2 separate regions of the Homo sapiens genome follow, and region 2 is linked to region 1. Evidence: read pairs that join two places in POLR2A ChIA-PET (ENCODE). Cell type or tissue: PC-9. All regions are shown on one strand.

Region 1 (4,000 bases):
ACTCCTGACCTCAGGTGTTCTGCCCGCCTTGGCCTCCCAAAGTGCTGGGATTACAGGCGTGAGCCACCATGCCTGGCCCGCTGCTTGATTTGTAAAATGCTATATTACTGACATTTTCCCATGTCAGTACATATACATATACCTCTGTTTTTTTATATATAACTAATGTAGTTCTATAATATCTAGGGTATGGATGTAGTATGACTCATATACTAATTTTCCCATTGATGAACATGTAGATTGCTTTCTTTTTCTATAAAAAACTGCAACTAATGGCCAGACACTGTGGCTCACACCTGTAATCCCAGCACTTTGGGAGGCCAAGGCGGGCAGATCATGAGGTCAAGAGATTGAGAGCATCCTGGTCAACATGGTGAAACCCTGTCTCTACTAAAAATACAAAAATTAGCTGGACCTGGTGGTGTGGGCCTGTAGTCCCAGCCACTTGGGAGGCTGAGGCAGGAGAATCACTTGAACCAACAAGACGGAGGTTGCAGTGAACTGAGATCACGCCACTTCACTCCAGCCTGGTGACAGAGTGAGACTCTGTCTCAAAAAAACAAAAAACAAAAAACTGCAACTGACATTTTTGTGCATTTGCCTCTATTTTCTGTGGTATAGATGTGGAATTCCTCAGTCAAAGGGTATTCATATTTAACCTATTGATAAATATTGCAAGGACTATTGCACTGTAGAAAGCACAAAGTGCAGCTAAATAGCTTCTCTTAATGACCACTGGGAGAAGCATATGTTAGCAACAAGTGTGAATAATGCTAAGTCAAATTTGTGGGTCATTTGGATGAGTCTTATGGTCCATGAGCTGCTTACAGCTGTGCATTGCTTGCTGGTCACCACAGAGCAGTGACAATCAGCCATGTGTGCATTGCTATCAGCACAGAGAAGGGAGAGTTGCCCTTGTATATTACTTGCAAACTATGTGTTATCTCATGCAGGCTGGTACATGATTACAGTCTCCCAAGAGTTAATTGTTAACTGGAGGGGTTATGCTAACTCTGTTAAGTGCCCATTATTACCTACATGTTTTCTGTTGTGTTTATTTTAAGAATGCAGACAGCTATTAATTATTGCGACAGTTGGATCACTATTTAACTTCTACTTTACTTTCTTCTCCTTACTATTTTCTCATCTTTTAGTCACAATTGATGTAGTAATATCAGTTATATATCTGTAAGAAAATATCAGAGGTACTGAGAAAGGCTTACTATAAATGAATAAATATAATAGTTTATTTTATTATTCCACCCACAATCCCTCCTAAAAATATCTGTTTTATCCAGTAGTCTGGCTTTTCATCTGCAATGAATATGTCATGTTTTGTGAAAGGGGTGTATGTGTGAGGGAAAGGGGGCAGAAATAGTTATCCCAATCCAATGTATACTCAGAGATTGTTTCCAGGCCAACAGAAGTGCTTTTGAATTATTGCTGTAAATTAGCATATTAAAAATAGAATAGTTTTTAAAATATAGCAGGTTAAAATCTTTAGGCAGCATAAGGTTTATTATTATGTGACTTTAAAACAATGGAAGGAAAGATGAAAAGATAGTTTTCAAGTAATATGTATTGAGTTTCTCTTCCAAGTCTTGGGCCGGGTGCTAAAGAACACAGATGAACAAGGACATCAATGTTCTTTGTCCTTGAATAACACACTTTTGTGGGACACAGACAAATGAGCACGTAGTTATGATATGAAGGCTGTGTAATATTGACATATACTGGATGTAGGTGTAAAATATCAAGGGAGCAGAGAAGAAGAAATAATTAGTTTTGACTGAGGGTATCAGAAAAATTTCAATGGATATATGATCTTTGGGGTGGCCCTTGAAGGATGAGTAGGAGCTCTAGGTTGGTAAGACATAATGGAAGACATTTCAGGCAAAGAGAATAATGAATTGCACGAGTGAAGGCAGAAAGGCTTTTGGATTCCTTATACACCTGTGACCTCTAAGAACTCTGAAAGTTAATGCAAATCCTAGGCCAGTGCTTCTCACACTTTCTGTGTATACAAACCATCTGGAGCACAGTAATATTCAGGTTCTGATTCAGAAGGCCTGGAGCGAGCCTGTCATTCTGCATTTCTAACAAGATCCCAGGGGCCTGGGGACCACACTTTGAGCAGAAAGGCTCTAAGCACTGTAAACTGTTGTGTGTTTCAGCCAGGCCTGCTACTTGGTGTAGCCTAGAAACAAGATGGAGATCACACATTTGTCTTTTGCCACGAGAAAATTTATAGCAAGTATCTAAAGGCCCTCTTTTTGAGACTGTGATATTTCAGAAACAGATTCTGCATTGTACCTGCACCAGCCCAGGTATAAATAGAGTGACTCATCCTGGAGGCCACTTGTCCAGATGACATGGGAGCAAGCACTACAGGAAAGGTGAGGGAAAGGTCCTGGCAGGCCAGGCTAGTTCCTGTGCATCCAGGGCAATGGTGAAATCCTTAGTGTGAGGGGACTGTGGCAGGAGGTGGGAAGAAAGCCAGACACGTAGTATTTTCACAAGATTTAAATTGGTTGGGGCTCCTTCAGAATAATAATAATAATTAGAAAAACATAACACCAATCACCCCTTTGAGTTTTTTTTGATGATGCTTTCTCAGGTATTTAATTTTTAGTGAGAAAATAGCTACATCACTTGGAATGGTTTGTTTTAAATTCAAAACTTTTTTTTCCTTAAAAAAACCATTTAAAAAATCATAGAAATAGGCACTTGTCCTTTGCAGAACACTTGACAAAAAACAAAAAACAAAACAAAACAAAAAACCCACAACATTTTGGGGTGGTCATAGTTCAGTAGATGATTTGGACTCATTTCCTCTTCTTTCTATTGTCCATACATCACCCAGTTGCCTACCCTCCTTGGGGTGTTGGCGCCAGTGAGGGTTTGGTAATATGGCAAACTGTTATCTGCAGTTGGAGAAGAGCTGGGGGGGCCCGCTTGTTGTGCTAGAGACAAATTGTGATCTCAAAATGAGGTCACTGAGCTTTTCTTCACTTTCATCTTCCCTGATATTTATGCTGATTGTGAAATGGAATAGGAGACTTCTTAAGATTAATGAAGGAGGGGGAGAGATTAGGTGATTATTTTTCACAAGAAAGATCATTGTGGACATGCCTTCTTTTCCCTAATAAAATTTACAACCTATACAGATAGCTTGAAGCAGACCACATGGCTACAATTTAGCACCCAGGGATTGGAATGGGCTTACTACCTCTATCCCAAAACATCCCCACATAAAGACTGTTGCAGAAACAAGAGATCATGCTAGATCATATTAGAGGGATAAACAATTATCAACACCAAGGACTCACGAAGGATAAATTAAGACAGATGTCTGAGCTTGTTGGAGAGAATGATAAAACCAGAGGCTGAAGGAGACTAGGTGATGAGGACACCACAATGCAAAGTCAATGCATCTTTGATATATTCCCAAGCACAAAGTAAGAGCCCAGGTCATCTGGATGCCTGCATCTTGGGGCTTAGTAAATAAGCAGCTTGGAACCAGAGTTTATCTCTTTCAATTTTGCTTCCACCAGAATTCCTAAAAGGGATTCTCATGTTTTAGAGGCATATTTAACACCTGGAAGAGCTTGTTGGGAATGCAGATTCCTGGGCTGCAGCCCAGCCTGCTGACTCAGAGAAGCCCCTGATGATTCTCAGTAGGTGGATTGAGCCCATCCTGCGAGCATAATTGCCTTAGTGAATTCACACTAATTGACAAGGCACTTGAGGAAAACAAAAACAAAAAAACAACAACAACAAAAAATGTAGGTCTCGTGACACTAGGAAAGAAAGTCATGTTTTTACCCCTGCTGGTCTCCCACCACAAGCTACGGGCAAAGAAGGGAAGAGATCCAAAGCAGAGAAAACACAAAATAGACAAACCTCAATTTTTACATCATAGGGGTATTTTTAAAAGGCTGTGTATAATCAAATTTGTGTCAGTTAATCTTTACTTTCCCTTAAGTCTAACTCAATGTAT
Region 2 (4,000 bases), 190 kb before region 1:
CTTGAACTTGTCTTCACTGCCTCTCTCAGTTTTCACTACCAACAACATCCTAGGTTGGCCTTCTTCACCCTAAATTTTCTGTCAATCCATCTGTATTTCACTGCTAATTGATTTTTTCTTTAAAGCCATTTTCATCAAGTTAGTAATCTGCTTAAAGACCTTTAAGTCTAAATTCTGGCCTCAATTCCAAGACTCTCCATAATCTGGTTTTACACATGGTAGTTCTTAAGTTAGATAAACCTTTCTTCACTAGCTTCTAAACCTAACATCTTCATTCCCTTTATATCTGTTTATTCCCTTTATATCTGTTGTTTCTCCATTCCCCTTTCACCATGCTTCTATTCCCTAGGCCCGTTCAGATTGTAGTAATTCTTTAAAGTCTAGTTCAAATACCACCTTCTTCATTAAGTTTTCCTGAGCACTCTCTTTTTCCTCACTATTCTTCCTTCTGTAAACATGAATACATTTATGTCCTCATCACATACTTCAATATACTCCATCATAAATTGTAGATTATAATTATATACTATTTTTACATTGTTTGCCATTGTCTCACATATCAATGCTTCTTCATAAGTGGAAGTCATATACTTCTATACCTAATAAAAGATGAACTCAAGGTGTAGACTCAAAATGATCTGTTGCATGATTTTTTCAGGACTGGTTCTGAAATAGTCTATGTCAGCTTTAATCCCACTTATTTGTACCAAATGCAAGTAAATATCTGACTGGTGTGATAAAATAAGTTATTTGGGGAAAAGATCCTTAATTTAAGCATTTAAATGTTGGAAATGTTTCTAATTAACCAGGAGATCCAAAAGAAAGCAGTTCAAGAAGCATGTCACTGAAGAGCAGAAGTCAAATCATACCCAATATTGATTTTTTCAGGACTGATTCTGAAATAGTCTATGTCAGCTTTAATCCCATTTATTTGTATCAAATGCATGTAAATATCTGAGTGGTATGATAAGTTATTTGGGGAAAAAGTCCTTAATTTAACAATTTAAACATTGGAAAGGTTTCTAATTAACCAGGAGATCCAAAAGAAAGCGGTTCAAGTAGCATGTCGCCCAAGAGCAGAAGTCAAACCATACCCAATAGAGTCCGAGGCGGGTGCGGAAGGGGATGATCCAGATGTTAGGGCAGTCTCTGCTAAGGACGCCTCTTCCTGTGGTATTGGGTGGTGTTCAAAGAACTTGGAGACAAACAGCAAACTGTGAGGCAAAACAAAACAAACCTAACTTGTGCAAAACCCAGAAGCTTCATATACCAAAATACATAGTTAACCAAAAAAACTGAGATCAAATTCCATTCTCAGAAACAACTGTTAAAATTCAATTAGTTGTATTTTTGTCTAAAGGCTTATTTTAAAAAAAATTGTATTGCACTTTCAAAGGCATGCTTATAACTTAAAACTAATCATTCAGTTCAGCAAATTTCTACATACTACAAGATGAAAATCATGCTTTATGGTTAAAGAATGAGAATAAAAAGTATCTACTGTAAATTAGGTGACATTATAATTTACTTAAAGTACAGAGTTAAGTTTTATTTGCTCAGGTGATCAAGAAAAGTAAGACTTTAACAGCAGCAGCACCAATGACACAAAAAGAGATAATAGACTCAGTCTAATCTATTAGAAAAACTGGCATACAGCAAAGAGAAATTTTAGAAAGAGATATATACTGGATACAAAAATTTTACATCTTACTCAAATAAATTGGGGGAAGGGAGCTGAATGGGGATGAAGGAGAGAGAGGAAGAATATAAACGTAATTTACAAAATAGCTAACAGAATCAGACTACCTGATCTGTGGTACAAAATCATAATGCTTAATTTAATTGAAACAACTCTCCCTCTCCTCCTAGAAACTATCCAAAAATGGTTTCTATGGGTTAGGGGTCTTGATTAATTAAACGATAATATAAAATATAAATTAACTGTATAGCTGAACCAGCATTACAATTTGGGAGAGAAATACTGTCCATTCCACATATTATTCTCTAACTACACTTAAAAAAAATTCTCTATAACAATCGTATGGAAGAAAAACCCTCACAGACTTTTAGACATCGTAGCTTCACATTAAGAAAATTTAAGTGTAAAATGGTAGGTAGAAAAGAGATATTTTTGGATTACTTACTCAAGTTGGTCATAATTAACACACATCAGTGGAACTTCTGTACTACAACGCTGGTGAAATTTATAACCACATGTTTGACAGCGGAAACCCTGGAAAAGCAGCTTTCGACAAAAGTCACAAAATGCTAAGGTGAAAAACGTTTTTCGTACCTGCAAAGTAAAAAATCACAGAGATTTCAAAAACTCACAAGAAAACTTTCTAGAAACTGACGTATCTACTCTCTTGTTTAAAATAACAAAGTTGTAATATATTTATATCATGAAACTCACATACTAAAGTACTATTATAAAATGAAAACCGGGGGTTCAAGATAATAGATGGACTACACATATTTATTTCCCACCCCACTATCTAACTTAAAAACCCAGAAGTTAAAAAATGAGAAATGAGTAAAAGGCTGGCAACTGATTTCAAGCTTGACAACATAAAAGTAAAAGTAGACATGAAAAGGAGGAGGAAACAGAGGTGAAAGGAAGAAGCCTATACTTTAATTATCATACAAAGAAGGGAGGTTAAGAAATGCCGACTGGTGTTGACGGAACAAGAAAGGCATATATTAAAGTTACAAAGGCACCCAATAGAAGAACCAAAAAACTACTAATAAAAATATTGGGGGAGAGGAGGGAGAGGAAGAACTATAAATGAGCTAATTCCTTATACAATCAGTAATCAGTATATGATATCTAAAGTTAATAAAGCAAGAAATTGTGGCTAAAAGATAATTGCAGTCATGTGTCACATAATGACACTTCAGTTAATCATGGACTTCATACCACAGTGGTCCCATAAGATTATAAAGGAGTTGAATAATTCCTATTGCCTAGTGATACCTTGAAGATCCTGACCTTGTGTAGACCTAGGCTAATGTGTATGTTTGTGTCTTTTTTTTTTTTTTTTTTTTTTTGAGACAGAGTCTGGCTCTGTCGCCCAGGCTGGAGTGCTGTGGCACGATCTCGGCTCACTGCAACCTCCACCTCCTGGTTCAAGTGATTCTCCTGCTTCAGCCTCCCGAGCAGCTGGGACCACAGGCACATGCCACTAGGCCTGGCTAATTTTCCTATTTTTTATTAGAGGAAGGGTTTCACCATGTTGACCAGGCTGGTCTTGAACTCCTGACCTCAGGTGATGCGTCTGCCTAGGCCTCCTCAAGTGCTGGGATTACAAACATGAGCCACCGTGTGCAGCTTGTGTCTTCATTTTTAACAGAAAAGTTTAAAAAGTAAAAAAGAAAAATTAAAAATTTTTAAAATAGAAGTTTATAGAATAAGCACATAAAATATTTTTGTATAGCTATATAATGTTTTTAAACTTTTGAAACTGTTATTTCAAGAGTCAAAAAGTTAAAAAAAATTAAACCTTAGTTTAATGTAAATTTTTTACTTTATAAACTTTTTAAAAAGAAAAATTTTAAAACTGTACTGTAGCCTAAGTGTACAATGTTTATCATAAAAGTCTACAGTAACAAATAGTAATGTCCTACGCCTTCACATTCACTCACCACTCACTCACCAGAGCAATTTCCAGTCCTAAAAGCTCTGTTCATATTAGGTATCCTACACAGGTAGACCATTTTTGATCTTTTATACTGTATTTTTACTGTACCTTTTCTACGTTTAGATACACAAACTTGCCACTGTGTTAAGGTTACCTACAGCATTCAGTTCAGTAACATTCCGTGCAGGTTATTAGCTTAGAAGCAATAGGCTCTACCATATAGCCTAGTTGTATAGTTAGGCTATACCATGTAGGCTTGTGTAAGCACATAACAAAATCACCATTGATGCATTTCTCAGAACATATCCCAGTCATCAGGCAATGTGTAACTGTATTTAGTAAGATGAAAATAATCACCAAAA

Evidence for each region. ChIA-PET counts read pairs that join two places held together with the same protein. Peaks named below come from ENCODE experiments on the same cell type or tissue, not always from the same donor. Only the 100,000 strongest peaks of a DNase experiment are listed, where the experiment ranks them.
Region 2: POLR2A ChIA-PET joins it to region 1 with 8 read pairs; 2 of 35 experiments call an interaction of 5 or more read pairs at or near these places.

What each region holds. Positions count from the first base shown.
Region 1 is chr7:140,988,392-140,992,391 of GRCh38, forward strand. All of the region lies in intron 4 of LOC105375536 (a long non-coding RNA gene), which reads left to right. All of the region lies in intron 1 of LOC107986720 (a long non-coding RNA gene), which reads right to left. Among named protein-coding and RNA genes, the nearest start is that of MRPS33, 25 kb to the right of the region's middle. In PC-9, no CTCF peak of the experiment used is centred here; a DNase peak (open chromatin) is centred at 2,390; H3K27ac peaks cover 706 bases.
Region 2 is chr7:140,799,268-140,803,267 of GRCh38, forward strand. BRAF (B-Raf proto-oncogene, serine/threonine kinase) reads right to left here. Exons shown (of 18, transcript NM_004333.6): 6 at 2,145-2,293; 7 at 1,095-1,214. Among named protein-coding and RNA genes, the nearest start is that of NDUFB2-AS1, 100 kb to the left of the region's middle. In PC-9, no CTCF peak of the experiment used is centred here; no DNase peak of the experiment used is centred here.